4 separate regions of the Homo sapiens genome follow, and all the other regions are linked to region 4. Evidence: chromatin contacts called from ENCODE Hi-C or POLR2A ChIA-PET data. All regions are on one chromosome and are shown on one strand. Each heading gives the region's core, a stretch centred on a gene start or an enhancer-like site at or near the end of the contact. The rest is flanking DNA. Distances are from core to core; before and after follow the strand shown. Region 1 holds the start of PSMG3-AS1 (PSMG3 antisense RNA 1). Region 2 holds the start of DNAAF5 (dynein axonemal assembly factor 5). Region 3 overlaps INTS1 (integrator complex subunit 1). Region 4 holds the start of ZFAND2A-DT (ZFAND2A divergent transcript).

Region 1 (3,518 bases), core at 234-2,733, 410 kb after region 4:
CAAGTAGCTGGGAGCACAGGCACACACCACTAGGCCCAGCTAATTTTTTGTTTCCTTTTCTTTTCCTTTTTTTTTTAAGACCAAGTCTCTATCTGTTACCCAGGCTGGAGTGCTGTGGCACGATCTTAGCTCACTGCAACCTCCGCCTCTCGGGTTCAAGCGATTCTTCTGCCTCAGCCTCCTGAGTAGCTGAGATTACAGGCATGTGCCACCACACCCAGCTAATTTTTATATTTTTCGTAGAAATGGGGTTTCCCCATGTTGGCCAGGCTGGTCTGGAACTTCTGACCTTAAGTGATCTGCCCGCCTCAGCCTCCCAAAGTGCTGGGATTACAGGTGTGAGCCACTGCACCCAGCCTCTCTCTATATATATATTTTGTGTAGGCACTTGTTTTTTTGTAGTGACTTGTGTGTGTGTTGTTGTGTTGCCCAGGCTGGTTTCAAACTCCTGGCCTCAAGCGATCTGCCCGCCTAGGCCTCTGAAAGTGCTAGGGTTACAGGCGTGAGCCACAGTTCCCGGCCAATCCACTTTACCTCATCCTGCCCCAGAAGGACTTTTGTGGTGAGCACAGGCTTGCTGACGTCACTGGCCACGCTGCTGGGCTCCAGGGAGACCAGGGTGCCCATCTTCCCAAACTGGGTCACCACCACCAGGATGTGACTGCTGAAGGCCGTACACACCACCTGGGTGGGGACCCCGCACACCACCTCCGTCTTCTGCTTCGATATCACCAACGGCGTGTCTTCCATGGCGGGGCTCTGCAGTGGCAGCTTTAATTTAGGTTAAAAAGAAAGGGGAAAAAAAGGAGTCAATCAAACAGTACAGCCTTGGGGCTCCCAAAAAAGTAGCACGGGGCATTGAAACGGAAACGCAAGGAGGCCCATTCAAAAGAAGGGGCCAGGCGCGGTGGCTCATGCCTGTCATCCCGGCACTTTGGGAGGCCGAGACAGGACGATCGTTGAGGCCAGGAATTCGAGACCAGCCTGGCCAACATAGCGAGACCCCCATCTCTACCAAAAAAAAAAAAAAAAAAAACCAGCAGGGCGCGCCTGTGGTCCCAGTTACTCAGGAGGCTGAGGCGGGAAGATCGCTTCAGCCCGGGAGGTCGAGGCTGCGGTGAGCCGTGATCACACCATTGCATTACAACCCGGGCGGTAGAGCGAGACCCTGTCCGTAAAAAAATAAAACAGAAGCAGGAGCGGGGCCGCCCATAGAGACCGCGCCTGGGGCTTTCTGGGTTAGGGGATCGACTTGCACGTTCACACTGCCAGGCCGGGCAGTGGCTTCCCGCCCCTCGGCCTCGCCGCCGCCCCGGCCCTGCAGCCGCGGCCCGGGACCCCCACGACACGCGGTGCCGAGGCCGGCCGGGCTACTGGGGACGCAGCCGCCCGGGGAAGCCCGCGGGTACCCGCGCTCACCAAGCCGGCGCCGCGCCCGGAAGTGGCTCTGCGTGCGCCACGCGGGCCCGCCCCGTCCGCGGGTTCCGTCCACCTTCCGGAAGTCAGGGCCGCGGCGCTTCTGGTCCCGGAGACTTGGGGCTCCCGGGCTTCTGAGCGGCTCGGGTTCCGCGCTGCCGGCAGGGCTTGGGGGCGCCTTAGAGCCGAACCCCGTTTTTTCAGGAAAGGGCGCTGCGACCACCCCCGTCCCGGGCCTCAGCCCCTCTGCTGCAGACCCTCGGGATCGTCGCTGGTAGGAGCTCTGTCCCCCGTGTCTGTGTCCAGGACCCCCGAAGCGCCGCGCCTAGGAACCCCCTAGCGCTGGGAGCCCGGCCCTGCTCGACCACGGGCTTTGGGCTGGAGGCGTCATCGTCGCCACAGCGAACGCTTATTTGGCACCGAGTGTCCGCCAGGCATCGCTCTAAGCGCTTTATACCCATAACTCACTTCATCTCAGCCACCCGGTTCCGTAGAAGCGTTTCATCCGCGTTTTACAGACGTGTGCAGGTGCAGAGAGCTCGGCCAGGCTCAGGCGGCGGGCGGGCTGGGGTGGGCTCCGACCGTCCCTCGGGCGCTCCGTGACACGAAGCCCCGGCCAAGGCCAAGAAGGGGGCCAGCCCCACCCTGAAGCGGGATGAGTTCTGGTTCCTCCCAGGGACCCCCTCACTCCCTACTGCTCACTCTCAGTTTCTCCAAGCTGGAAGGTTTTTTGTTTTGTTTTGTTTGAGACGGAGTCTTGCTGTGTCACCCAGGCTGGAGTGCAGTGGCGCGATCTCGGCTCACTGCAGCCTCCGCCTCCCTGGTTCAAGCAATTCTCCTGCCTCAGCCTCCTGTGTAGCTGGGATTACAGGCGTGCGCCACCAGGCCCGGCTAACTTTTTAAATTTTTAGTAGAGATGGGGTTTCACCATGTCGGTCAGGCTGGTCTTGAACTCCTGACCTCAGGTGATCTGCCTTCCTCGGCCTCCCAAAGTGCTGGGATTACAGGCGTGAGCCACCGCGCCCCGCTGCTGGAAGTTTTATTGGTAGGGTCGGACATCTTGGTAGCAGAGGCTGAAAGTGATTGGAGCCTCCAGAGCCTTCCTCGGGGTGGGGCGTTTAACATCCCTTCAGAACCCCACCCTCGGAGGCCTTACTGTCGTTTCCTGACAACCATGTCAAGGCCGTATTTTCTGTCTATATTACCAGAAAGGGGTCCCGATCCAGACCCCAAGAGAGAATTGAGGGCGAGTCCACAAAGTGAAAGCAAGTTTATTAGAAAAGTAAAGGAATTGAGGCAGGAAAACAGGGTCTGGAGGCAGGGAACACTTCAGCTATGACAGGAAATACCCTCTCCATAGGGTGTACACTGAGTAAATGATTTTGTAACTTTATTTCATCCTCTTTATTTACATAGGGCGTACACCAAGTAACCAGTAGAAACCCCTAGAGGGTATTTAAACCTCACAAGTTCTGTAATGGGGCCCTGAGCCTCTATGCTTTGGCCGCCCCCACACCATGGAATGTACTTTCATTTTCAAAAAATTTCTGCTTTTGTTGCTTCATTCTTTTTTTGCTTTGTGCATTTTTTTTTTTTTGAGACAGAGTCTCTGTTGTCCATGCTGGAGTGCAGTGGCGTGATCCTCACTGCAACCTCTGCCTCCCGGGTTCAAGCAATTCTCCTGCCTCAGCCTCCTGAGTAGCTGAGATTACAGACGTGCGTCACCATGCCCGGCTAACTTTTGTGTTTTTAGTAGAGACGAGGTTTCGCCATGTTGGCCAGGCTGGTCTTGAACTCCTGACCTCAGGTGATCTGCCCGCCTCGGCCTCCCAAAGTGCTGGGATTATAGGTGTGAGCCACCGCGCCCGGTGGCTTTGTGCATTTTGTCCAATTCTTTGTTCAAGATGCCAAGAACCTGGACACCCTCCACCAGTAACAGAATAAAGAATGGCTACTCCATAGGCAGAGCAGCATGGGCTGCTGGTTGCCCATTTTTGTGGTTATTTCTTGATGATATGCTAAACAAGGGGTGGATTATTCGTGCCTTACCTTTTTAAACCCTTTAGGGTAACGTCCTGGCATTGCTATGGCATTTGTAAACT
Region 2 (3,634 bases), core at 598-3,097, 430 kb before region 4:
GTCAAACAAATGCCTGTTGGAGGAAACAATGAATGAAGGTTACTGAATATGCTACATAACAACTTTTCAGAAGTACTGATGGGCCGGGCGTGGTGGCTCACGCCTGTAATCCCAGCACTCTGGGAGGCTGAGGCGGGCGGATCACGAGGTCAGGACATCGAGACCATCCTGGCTAACACAGTGAAACCCCGTCTCTACTAAAAATACAAAAAATTAGCTGGGCGTGGTCGTGGGCACCTGCAGTCCCAGCTACTTGGGAGGCTGAGGCAGGAGAATGGCATGAACCTGGGAGGCAGAGTCTGCAGTGAGCGGAGATCGCGCCACTGCACTCCAGGCTGGGCGACAGAGCAAGATTCCATCTCAAAAAAAAAAAAAAAAGACGTACCGACAAACACCACCATTTTGCAACACGAAGATCAACAACAAAAAAGAAGGTCAAACTTGAAGTTCTGTCCTAAAATTACACACATTCTGCCTTTAGAAAACTCAGTGCATGGTCACAGATGAGAAGTGCCTGGCTAACCAGACTTGGGGACTCCTGGTTTGCAGTGAGTGCTGTCAAACTCGCGTTCTAGGCTGGGCTCACAGCAACTCCGACTCCAAGCTGTTTAGGCGCCTCTGTCTCCACTCAAGTCCACAGTCAAGGTCACTACTGTGAAACACTGTCTTGCTTTTAATTTCCAAGCTGCCTTGTTATTTCTTGGGAGTAGGCCAAGCTAACTTTAGGAGGAACTTAGTTTATAGTTTAACTTTGAAACAAAGATGATAACAGCCCTTTCCTGAAGCCAACCTCCTTCTTGCCTGGGGACCAGAATGCTTTTGTAAGACTAACACATGAGCCACAAGATTAGAAATTGTGGTTTGAGTCATGCAGCTAGAGGCCACAAGATTCCAAACCTCCCCAGTTGCTCCTTAGGATAACACCACTATCATCAACTCTAAGATTGGTGCTCAAGATATTTTTCAGGCTCTGCATTCTGATGCACCAGGTGCCACCACCCACACCACTAATCTGGCTCAACCAGTTCTGTGATCCCACCCAGGAACAGAAGACAGCAAGAGAATCAACTTTGACTCTCCATGGTTTCATCTCCAACCCGACCAATAAGCACTGCCCTCTCCCTGGCCCCCTACCTGCCTAATTATCCTTAGATGACCCATCTCAGGATTTTCAGAACCTGGTTTGAGCAATAAAGCTCCAGTGTCCTTTAGCCAGTTTCTGCATGCAGCCAGTTTCTGCATGCAGCCAGTTTCTGCATGCATTAAACTCTCTATTGCAATTCCCCTGTCTTGATAAATTGGCTCTACCTGGGCAGCGAGTAAGGCGAACCTATTGGGCGGCTACGCCTGAGATCTAATGACAGGCTGCACGTGAAGCCCAGACCAGGCACCTGTCTTACACCACAGGGGGATCCAGTCCACAGAACCAGCGTCCTTCCCTCCTGGAACGGACCTTCCCAAAGCCAGAGGGGCTCTAGGCGGCTCAAACAGGGGCTTCCCGGCTACCCTGGTCCCAGGCGGGACCACTCAGGTTCCTTCTCCAAGCCCCCTAGGCTGCAGGGCAGGCTTCCCTAGGGGCAGGCCCAGGCCTATAGCCCGGGACCCGCATCCCGGGCGAGCTGCACCCTCCCGAGACCTTCCCCATCTGTACAATGGGGACAGGACAAGGCCCAGCAGGCAGGCTGGCGGGGGTTCCGGCGACAGAGGGGGACAGCGGGCGAGCACGACAAGAGCACAGGCCCACGTGCGCACCGGCGGGGAGGAAGTAGCCCGGCGCCCCGCCCGCAGCGCGGACCGGAAGTGCTGCCGTAATCTGCGCTGAGAGTCGCGAAAGCGCTGTTCCCCTTAGTGACCGGCGACGCGGGCAAGATGGCGGCGCTGGGGGTGGCGGAGGCCGTGGCGGCCCCACACCCGGCTGAGGGGGCCGAGACGGCTGAGGCGGTGGAGCTGAGCCGCGCCCTGAGCCGCCTGCTGCCGGGGCTGGAGGCCGACAGCAAGCCGGGCCGGCGGCGCGCCTTGGAGGCCCTGCGGCGCGCGCTGGAGGAGCCAGGCCCTGCCGCCGACCCCACCGCTTTCCAGGGCCCCTGGGCGCGCCTACTGCTGCCGCGCTTGCTGCGCTGCCTGAGCGACCCCGCCGAGGGCTGCCGCGCGCTGGCAGTGCACCTGCTGGATCTGGGCCTGCGCCGCGCCGCGCGGCCCCGCGATGCCCTGCCGCGCCTGCTGCCCGCGCTCGCCGCGCGCTTGGCCGGCCCCGTGCCCGCGCGCCGCCCGCCCGAGGCCTGTGAGGAGCTGCGCCTGGCGCTTGTGCAGCTGCTGGGCCTGGCCGTGGACCTGTGCGGCGCCGCGCTCGCGCCCCACCTGGACGACGCTCTGCGCGCGCTGCGCTGCTCCCTGCTCGACCCCTTCGCCGCCGTGCGCCGCGAGAGCTGCAGCTGCGCCGCCGCCCTGGCGCAGGCCACGCCCGGTGAGCACCCCGGGCCCCGCTCCCACACGCCACCCCACACTCTCACCCCCACCTCCACCTCCGCGGCCCCTCTCACAACCCCCGCGGCTCGGCCCCGCCCCCCTCCACGCCCGCACCCCCCAACATCCCGGACCCCCCATGCGCCGCTTCCCCCACCCGCCTGCCCCAAAGCACCCCGCCCGGCCCCCTCCTCCCACCACCACTGCTTCCCCTGCCTCACGTCCCGCCACCAACGCGCCCTTCAGCTGCTCCCTTGTCCTCTACCCCCATGTACCTGTTTCCTGCGCTGCCACGTGCTCCTTGCCCCGTGACCCCTGTTCCTGCTTGGCCCTCACTCACCTCACTCCCCTGTCCCCTTGCTCCCCGCCTCCACCCTCCACGCCCCAAGCCCCGCCCCCCACCTGCCTGCTCCCTGTGCCCCCTCCACCTGCCTATCCTGTGCCATCCTCCTCCTTGCACGCCGCCCTCCCGCGACCCTCACCTCCCACCCTCCTCCCTGCCTGAGCCCCCTCCACCCCACCCGGGCCCACGAGCCAGCGCTTCTGTCCAGATACCTGGAAACCACCGCAGAAATTCCTGTTAGGCGGTTTGGGGTGGGGTGTGCCCTGATAGCTGCCCCCTTTCCTTCCCTCGGGGGCTTGCAGGACTTGCACCTGGTTGAGGGCACGCGCTTTGAGACTCTGCTCTGGTCATTTCACTTTCTGTCCCATTCATCCTACTCCCCTGCCTTTCCGCTCTGGCTTGGACCACTGTCCTAAGTGGAAGGAGGCCGCTTCTCCCCTCCACTTTATAACGTTCCCCATCTTTTTTAGAGCTCTGATCTGATCCGGTCGTTCCCTTTCCTTAGCTGGCCATTCCTGCAGGGTCTTGCCCTTTCCCTCCCCTGGCTGGGATGTGGAATGATAGCAGGCGCCTGCTTCCTGCTGGCGGGAAGGCTTTCCGAAGGAGGGAACACTGATGCTATAAATCCGTGGGCGGTAGGGAGCAGGAAAGCAGTGAGGGATCTGGCCAGCTCAGGCCGTCCCAGTGATGTCCCAGTGATGGTCTGAATGTAGTGGGAAGTGCAGGGGGTGTCAATAGAAGTGATAGACCCGAGTTCAGGTTGTTAAAAGATCACTGCAGCTGCGTGGAGAATAGATTCCAGAAGTAGAGGAAGAGCTGGACTTGGGG
Region 3 (3,970 bases), core at 1,471-3,970, 310 kb after region 4:
GGGTTCCCCAAGGGAGTGGCTCCTCCCAGCTCTCCCTCAGCCCCATCCAGCTCACCGAGAAGAAGCTCAGGATCTCGGGTCTCCGCCGGGACATCTCGTCTATGTCACTCAGAACCTCCAGCAGATCTGACACAGAGAGAGGGCCAGACCAGAACTGAAGGGCCCAGGCAGACCTCTGCCCACCCCACCCCAGCCACCCAGAGGGGGCAAGGCCCCGAGCACCACAGGACAGAAAGCACTGGAAAGCATGAGCCCAGTGACGCCCCAGGCAGTCACCTGCCCCCAAGCTCCACAAATACCCGGCCCTGCCCCTACTAGTGGCCTCCAAGGAGAGGGGTTGACCCCTCACGGCAGCCCCATATCCAGGGTGCTCTTAGCACCAAGTGTCCCCACGGCCCGACTCCATCCGGGCCGCTCAGCCTTGGCTGTCCTCTGACAGCGGCCACCGGTACTGCCCACCCGCTGGTCTTGCCCACCCGCCTGACCTCTTCCTGCTGTACCCCCACCACCTTAGGGGGCTCCCCTGCTTTTTGCTGTGCCTGAAGCAGAGCAGCCACCTCCAGCTCCCCTGGGCCCCTGAGTTTCTAAGGCCCTCTCTGGGGGTGCTCCCCACTGTGAGGAACAGCCCACCCACCCACAGCCCAGCGTGGGCCAGGCTCACGCCAAAGTCAGTGCCCAAATGGCTACTGGCTGCTGCCCGCAGCCCCATGGGACCCAGGGCGCTGACCTGGCGTGGGTGAAGCAGGGCCTGACTCACCCTCCACCGTTTGGCCCCGGGAAAGCCGTTTCATGTAGGGGGCCATCTCGGCCGCGGTCAGAGGGGTGAACAGGGAGACGCTGACCAGGGGCAAGGAGCCGGCTGAGCTCTCCTCTGGAAGACAGTGGCAGTGCTGCAGGAGGGCGGGAGCGGCAGGACGTGCCACACTGAGGCACCAGGACCTGCCCTCCCGAGAGCACGGCGGCCACTGCCCAGGCTCCCAAGGTGCCTGCACACAGCAGCGCTCCACAAATGGGGTGGAGCCAGGAGCCGGGAGCTGCCTTTGGATCCGGCGCATGCACCTCTGCGAGTCTCTCCCTGCTGGGTTTCTCGCAATGTGGGCCAGGACCCACTGGGCACAAGACGGGATGGCCCCTTGGGACCCGGGCCTGGCGCTCTTCCGGCGGCACAGGAGAGACGTGCTGCGGTGCCGTGTCACCTCAGGCAGGGAAAAACCAAGGACAAGCCTTGCCCAGTAGGACCAGGGGAGGCTTCCTGGGGAGGGACACCTCGGACAAGCACTGGTGGATGGTGGATGTGCCAGGGACGGGGGGGTGGGGAGGGCCATTTGCCGGGGCGGGGCGATGTGCCGGGGGGCAGGTGTGCTGATGCTCTGTCAGGCACCAGTCAGTGCTTCGTCCCCTTGAGGTGGGTCAGGGGCCAGCCAGCAAGGTCCCAGGCTCACACAGCCCCCATCGGGACGCCTCGGACGGCCCAGGGCTGGCTGTGCGCTGGGAAAACCAGGCCCTGTAGGACTGTTCCGCAGCTGCTTCCAGCAGCCCCTGGCAGCCCCACTCACCCTCGCCCTCTTCGTCCAGGCCTCGGTCGGTCCTGTCGTCCCTGCTGGGCAGGCTGAGCCCTGCAAGGAGGGATTTCAGCATCACCAGGTCACTGTTGTCGAAGGACAGGTCGCTGGGGAGAGAAGATGCTTTCACCTGGGAGGAAGACGCTGGCAGGAGGAAGGCTGGGTCAGGGGTCAAACTAGGGTGGCATGGGAGCGTGTGGACACAGGCATGCAGGAGAGGCCAGGACGCTCAGAGGGAGGGCCGGGCGGGGAAGCCACATGTGCGTGGAACGGGACAGAGAGCCAGAGAGCTGCAGGGGTGGGTTCAGACGGCTTCGGCACAGGGTGGGGCGGCCTCTGCGCCCTGGGATGAGCACCACGCTCAGCAGCCCTCCCCGGCCTCAGGAGCAGCATATCTGACACGACACGGCCTTCCCAGGAACACCCTCCAGACCCCGCTGGACCCTCGCCGGAGGCCCGAGGCTTCCCTGCAGCCCGTGGGCACTCACTGGAGCGGGTCGGCGTGCTTCTGCAGGAAGGAGATGGCTGCTGGGGCATTGTAGGTAATGTACTTATGGATGAACTGCACAAACTTGTTGATGAAGGCAGCCAGATGGCGGGAGGACTTCCTGTAATTCTGCAAAGCAAAAGCGGCACCCTCGAGCTGCTCTGCCCCGCAGGGCCAAAACAGAGCCTGTGCTCCCATCTGCTCCCAGAGCCTCAGGGCATGGACCCCACAGCCAACGAGCCCCCTCTGCCAACCACTGGGGCGTCACAGGCCCAAGGGTGGCCGGCATGGCCTGTCAGGGTGTGGACATGGCTGTCTGGGGCATGTGCCCAGATGGATGAGGGGCTCGAGGTAGCACAAGCGACACGCAGAGAACAGCACGGAGGGTCTGGGCTGGGCTTCTGAAGGACGTGGGCCCCCCAGGCACGTGAGGGGCAGCAGGCAGGGGCTTCCCAGGGTGGGAGCTGGTCCCCAGGGCAGGTGGCCTGGCCTGGGCCCTGGCTGCAGAGGTCCTCCCAGTCCCTCCGCGAGTGGGTGAGGCAGGCCTGGGCCAGAGCAGAGGGAGTGGAAGGGAGCGCGAGGGCGGGCGGCGGGAGCACACACCAGCAGCAGGCGGATGAAGGACAGAAGGCAGTCCCACAGCGCCCCCTGGTGCTCGCTGCGGAACACGTGCGGCTGCAGCAGCTCCAGCAGGCCCAGCACGTGCAGGAAGCAGCTCAGGTGGTTCTGCTGCCGGAACTCCTGGAAGTTGAGGTGGGTGCGGCCGTGCAGGAGCGCCGCGATCATGGGCAGGTGCCTGCGGGCGCGGTGAGGGCCCAGTCAGCCCCGGCCGGCGGGCTCACCTGGCGCACGTCCCCAGGAAGGCCCCACTGCCTGCCCCGGGAGCCAGACCCCGTGCTGCCCCCCAACCACCCTCCTGCCCTAAGGAGGTGGGGATGAGATCGCCCCTCTCTGAGGCCCACCCAGCTCCTCCCACCTGAGGCCCAGCTCAGTCCTGACTTCCCCCGGTCAAGCTCAGCCCATGGGAACATGCTTTTTTTTGTTGTTTTTGGAGTTTTGCTCTTGTTGCCCAGGCTGGAGAGCCGCAGACCCCCCTGGTTAAACCAGTGTCTGGCGAGGGCAGGGCTTCTGGGACAGCACCTGAGCAGCAGCAGCGGGTGCGCCACCGCCAGCTTCCGGCAGGCCATGCTGGCATCCGCCCCTCGGTTCTCCAACGCCCGGGAGTCGCTGGTGTCCGCAAGGAGCGTGATGAAGCGGTGGATGAGTCCGTCCAGCTGCAGGGAGGGGCGCTCTGAGGCCGGGGCCGCTGGCTCCCCTCACTTGCCCACCCACACTCAGCCTGGCCGCCAGCTGTGGCCGTGATCCACCGCGTGGCACGCCATGAGCAGAGGAACTGGCTCCTTACGGCTTCCATGAGCACCTCGGGAGGGCAGGCAGGCCACAGCCAGCCTCTGGGAAAACCCCATACAGAATAAAAGCAAAGCTCCACACCAAATGATACAATGAGCGGGAAACAAGCCAAAACTACACATCGGCCAAGCAGGCGCAGTGGCTCACGCCTGCCATCCCAGCACTCTGTGAGGCCGCGGCAGAAGATCACCAGAGCCCAGGAGTTCAAGACTAGCCTGGGCAATGAAAATAGCCCTCTCTATTTTCAAAAATACAAAAAGAGTAACTGGGTGTGGTGGCACGTGCCTGTGATCCCAGCTACTCGGGAGGCTGAGGTGGGAGGCTCACTTGAGCACAGGGGGTTGAGGCTGCAGTGAGCTATGATGGTACCGCTGCACTCCAGCCTTGGCAACAGACACCCTGCCTCAAAAACCCTCCACAAAACTGCACATCAAGTGTGATTTCAACAAATAAAATGACATATAAGTGAAAAAAACCACAAGCAGAAATGATTAGAGAAAGTCAGCTGCCC
Region 4 (3,912 bases), core at 503-3,002:
ACTAGGTGCTAAATCACATCAGTTGACTCCATTATCCAGAGAAGATTTAACTCTGTCCCTCGCCTCTCTCTTCAACTCCCTTAGGCATTGAATCTTACTGTGAACTTATTCCTCGATGACATCAACCTGGAGTTGATCAGGGAGAAGCGCAAGCTGTTAAGTCACTATGGAAAACAGGCAGACAGCTGGTGAAACTACCGCACTCGAGAGAGAATCAAGGGGCTCACGAGGTCCCCTCCATGATCTAGTACCCACCAGCCCTCCCGGGGCCTTTTCCTGGGGCTCACGAGGTCCCGTCATCTAGTACTCACCAGCCCCTCCCGGGGCCTTTTCCTGACCTTCCCATCAGCTCTCTCCCCACTCCTGGAGGCCTCCTAGACTGTCGCCTAAGACTGGAACACTCTCGCCCATGGCAAACGTCTAGTTATCCCCTCCCGCCTCAGTTTAAAGCCATTCCCACCCTCCCCAGTTCCCTCTATGTTACACGCCCGCTACTTAAGGTGCCCATTAGTCCTTTCCCAGCCCTCCTTCGCCCACAGCTTCCAACTACAGATCCGCTGCTTTACTATTAGCTCCCGGTGCCCGACACACAGCAGGCGTTCCGAAATTGTTTTGTTCAAGGAATTCACAAGAGTTTGATGTGAATCCCCAAATGATTTTGTTCTGGACGCACAGCACCCGTCCTAGGAAACCAACACCCTACCCTGGCGGGCCGGGCCCGCAGCAAGAAAACACACATCTACGTGGCTGTCACTCGGCTGGCGGGTTAACGACCCCGTGCGACCCGGTACTACGGCCCCGATGGCAGGCCCGGCCCCCAGCAGACAGCCGGACTCCCAGCAGACAGGCCGGACCCCCAGCAGCCAGACCCCGGCAGGCCCGGTCCCCAGCAGACAGCCGGACCCCCAACAGCCAGACCCCGGCAGGCCCGGTCCCCAGCAGACAGGCCGGACCCCCAACAGCCAGACCCCGGCAGGCCCGGTCCCCAGCAGACAGGCCGGACCCCCAGCAGCCAGACCCCGGCAGGCCCGGTCCCCAGCAGACAGGCCGGACCCCCAGCAGCCAGACCCCGGCAGGCCCGGTCCCCAGCAGACAGCCGGACCCCCAACAGCCAGACCCCGGCAGGCCCGGTCCCCAGCAGACAGGCCGGACCCCCAGCAGCCAGACCCCGGCAGGCCCGGTCCCCAGCAGACAGGCCGGACCCCCAGCAGCCTGACCTCCAGCAAGCAGCCGGACTTTCAGCAGCCGCACTCCTAGCAGACAGGCCGAACCCCCGAGCAACCTGACCTCAAGGCAGGCCCGACCCCCGGCAGACCCTGTCTGCGCAATCCCGGCCCCGTACCTGGCTCTCGTCGGGGACCCAGGCAGCTGAGGTGAGCAGCAGATGGAAGAGACGTAAACTCAGGTGTCCTCCTCCGTAGTCGGCTCCGGGTAGCTAAGCAGAAAGAACCTCGACACTGGCACCGAGACGCCGTCGGAGGCACACCCACACCCACACCGGAACGCAACATCTCGCTGCCCGCGGCCTACGGGGATTTATCCGCAGCCCCCGGATCTGAGAGCCGTCTGGGCCTTGGGGTTTCCGGGCGCGCCCCGACAACGTCACCCGCAGACCGGCCAATCCCGCCAGGCCGCGGCCCAGTGGCGCCGGCGCACACCGAAGACGACACCAGCCATCCGGCCAATCCCGCCCCGCCGCGCCCCGCAGGCCCGCCCACTCCTCGCTTCTCCACTTCCCTTCTCGAAGTGTCCGGTCGCTTCTCGCAGGCGGCGCGCTTGCTGGGTCACAGTGAGGCGGCTCCGCGCAGGCGCAGCCGGGCGGGCGAGGAGCGGGGAAGCTGACTCAGGGCTGCGGCCGGGGTCCTGCGGGGTAGGAGCGCGAGGCCGGCCTGAGGGAGGAGGCCTAGCGACCCATCCGGCGCCTCCCGCCCCGGGCACCCGCCCGCGGCCGCGCATCCTGCGGGCCCCAGGAGGCCTCCATCTCAAAACAACGTGTTTTTAGGTAATTTCAAACTTAGGGAAAAGCTTCAAGAATAATACCGAAAATGTCAGTGTCCCCAGCACCTAGATCCCCCAGTTAAATCCTTTTCCATTTCACCGCGCTGCCCCCCGCCCCCTGGACGGTTATGTGGCCGCGTGGGGTTGGCTCTGCCCAGGGCCGCGGTCACTGCACAGAACGCCCTGCACGTAAGGGGCTCCGCCTGGGTAAGACCCCGCCCAGCTGGGCAGGAGGAGGGCGTGGGCCCAGGACATGGAGACCAGCCTGGGCAACATAGCGAGACCCCATCTCTGCAGAAATAAAATATTAGCCGGACGGTGCACGGTGGCTCAGGCCTGTAATCCCGGCACTTTGGGAGGCCGAGGTGGGAGGATGGCCTGAGGTTAGTGTCTCACATGTCTGTGTGAAGAGACCACCAAACAGGCTTTGTGTGAGCAACAAGGCTGTTTATTTCACCCGGGTGCAGCCCGGCTGAGTCGGAAAAGAGAGTCAGCAAAGGGCGATGGGATTATCATTAGTTCTTACAGGTTTTGGGATAGACGGTGGAGTTAGGAGCAATGTTTTGCAGGCAGGTGGTGGATCTCATAAGGTACATTCTCAAGGGTGGGGAGAATTACAAAGAACCTTCTTAAGGGTAGAGGAGATTACAAAGTACATTGATCAGTTAGGATGGGGCAGAAACAAATTACAAGGGTGGAATGTCATCAGTTAAGGCTGTTTTCACTTCTTTTGTGGATCTTCAGTTGCTTCAGGCCATCTGGATGTATACATGCAGGTCACTGGGGATATGATGGCTTAGCTTGGGCTCAGAGGCCTGACAGGAGTTCAAGACCAGCCTGGTGAACATGACGAAACCCTGTCTCTACAAAAATAAGAAATGAACGCAGCATGGTGGCATGCACCTGCAGTCCCAGCCTCTTGGGAGGTGGAGGCATAAGTCAGCTGTGAATGCGCCCTGCACTAGAGCCTGGGCAGCAGAGCAGACCCTTCCTCAAACCCAAAAAGCGTCGTGCCAACCAGACCAGATGGTCGCCTAATCAATAGAGACCATGCCCAATCAGGTAAGGACAGACACAACCAGGCATGCTTTTTCTTGTTTTGTTTTTTGTTTGTTGTTTTGAGATGGAGTTTCACTCTTGTTGCCCAGGCTGGAGTGCAGTGGTGTGATCTCGGCTCACCGGAACCACCACCTCCTGGGTTCAAGCGATTCTCCTGCCTCAGTCTCCCAAGTAGCTGGGATTACAGGCATGCACCACCAGGCCCGGCTAATTTTGTATTTTTAGTAGAGACGGGGGTTTCTCCATATTGGTCAGGCTGGTCTCAAACTCCCAACCTCAGGTGATCTGCCTGCCTCGGCCTCCCAAAGTACTGGCATTACAGGCGTGAGCCACTGCGCCCAGCTTGTTGTTTTTCTTTAGACAGTGTCTTCCTCTGTGGCTCAGGCTGAAGGGCACTGGGATGATCACAGCTCACTGCAGCCTCCACCTCCCAGGCTCAAGCCATCCTTCTTCCTCAGGCTCCTGAGTAGCGGGAGCTACAGGCATGCGCCATCATGCCTGGCTAATTTTTGTATTTTTTGTAGATACGGGGTTTTGCTATGTAGCCCAGGCTGGTCTTGAACTCCTGACCTCAGGTGATCCCTCTGCCTCAGCTTCCCAAAGCGCTGGGATTACAGAACATGAGCCACTGTGCCCGGCTTATTGTACAGTCTTTACTCTCGGTTTTCACCAGAGAACTCAAGGGCTGTGAAAAGAGCAGGACCTCACCAGCTGCACGGCGGTGGTGACTGGCTCCATCTTGCTGTCCCTCCCAATCACACAACATCTCCCCTTGAAGGCTCTGCCCAGGCCCGGACTCCCACCTTTCAAGATGTCTGGATCAGTGCAGGACCTCCTCCTTGGCCACATCGCTCT

What was found. Hi-C counts contacts between places; a loop is a spot of excess contacts on that map. ChIA-PET counts read pairs that join two places held with the same protein, here RNA polymerase II (POLR2A). Pooled maps may share reads with other maps.
Region 1: a loop to region 4 is called in a map of CD8-positive, alpha-beta T cell, with 31 times the contacts of the local background. The contact joins the promoter of PSMG3-AS1 here to the promoter of ZFAND2A-DT in region 4. A Hi-C loop is called at or near these places in 2 of 168 maps with a recorded cell type or tissue (CD8-positive, alpha-beta T cell and naive thymus-derived CD4-positive, alpha-beta T cell) and 4 of 50 pooled maps. POLR2A ChIA-PET finds 5 or more read pairs at or near these places in 1 of 52 experiments (activated T-cell).
Region 2: a pooled map shows a loop between it and region 4 (6-fold over the local background). The contact joins the promoter of DNAAF5 here to the promoter of ZFAND2A-DT in region 4. A Hi-C loop is called at or near these places in 2 of 37 single-sample maps with no recorded cell type and 7 of 50 pooled maps.
Region 3: a loop to region 4 is called in a pooled map, with 23 times the contacts of the local background. The contact joins the enhancer-like site here to the promoter of ZFAND2A-DT in region 4. A Hi-C loop is called at or near these places in 4 of 50 pooled maps. POLR2A ChIA-PET finds 5 or more read pairs at or near these places in 2 of 52 experiments (HepG2 and activated CD8-positive, alpha-beta memory T cell).

Annotation. Positions count from the first base shown.
Region 1 is chr7:1,568,590-1,572,107 of GRCh38, forward strand. PSMG3-AS1 (PSMG3 antisense RNA 1) reads left to right here and starts at 1,484. Exons shown (of 5, transcript NR_027329.1): 1 at 1,484-1,690. It overlaps PSMG3 (proteasome assembly chaperone 3), which reads right to left and starts at 1,443. Exons shown (of 2, transcript NM_032302.4): 1 at 535-1,443. The coding sequence starts at 750. RefSeq lists silencers at 1,115-1,544, 1,985-2,064 and enhancers at 1,173-1,741, 2,365-2,434, 2,445-2,494.
Region 2 is chr7:724,852-728,485 of GRCh38, forward strand. DNAAF5 (dynein axonemal assembly factor 5) reads left to right here and starts at 1,848. Exons shown (of 13, transcript NM_017802.4): 1 at 1,848-2,464. The coding sequence starts at 1,870. It overlaps PRKAR1B (protein kinase cAMP-dependent type I regulatory subunit beta), which reads right to left and starts at 2,430. Exons shown (of 11, transcript NM_001164760.2): 1 at 2,359-2,430. RefSeq lists silencers at 1,921-2,120, 2,371-2,420, 2,481-2,590, 2,631-2,710.
Region 3 is chr7:1,471,516-1,475,485 of GRCh38, forward strand. It overlaps INTS1 (integrator complex subunit 1), which reads right to left. Exons shown (of 48, transcript NM_001080453.3): 40 at 3,190-3,323; 41 at 2,653-2,845; 42 at 2,051-2,178; 43 at 1,557-1,669; 44 at 758-871; 45 at 56-126. Among named protein-coding and RNA genes, the nearest start is that of MICALL2-DT, 14 kb to the left of the region's middle. RefSeq lists a silencer at 2,786-2,985. Within about 2 kb of position 2,721, at least 4 of the 41 ENCODE cell types and tissues checked have a DNase peak (open chromatin) inside an H3K27ac peak, as active enhancers do.
Region 4 is chr7:1,158,622-1,162,533 of GRCh38, forward strand. ZFAND2A-DT (ZFAND2A divergent transcript) reads left to right here and starts at 1,753. Exons shown (of 3, transcript NR_110069.1): 1 at 1,753-2,002; 2 at 3,731-3,912. ZFAND2A (zinc finger AN1-type containing 2A) reads right to left here and starts at 1,575. Exons shown (of 5, transcript NM_182491.4): 1 at 1,343-1,575. RefSeq lists enhancers at 677-1,191, 1,192-1,704, 1,705-2,218, 2,219-2,731 and silencers at 1,514-2,053, 2,064-2,113.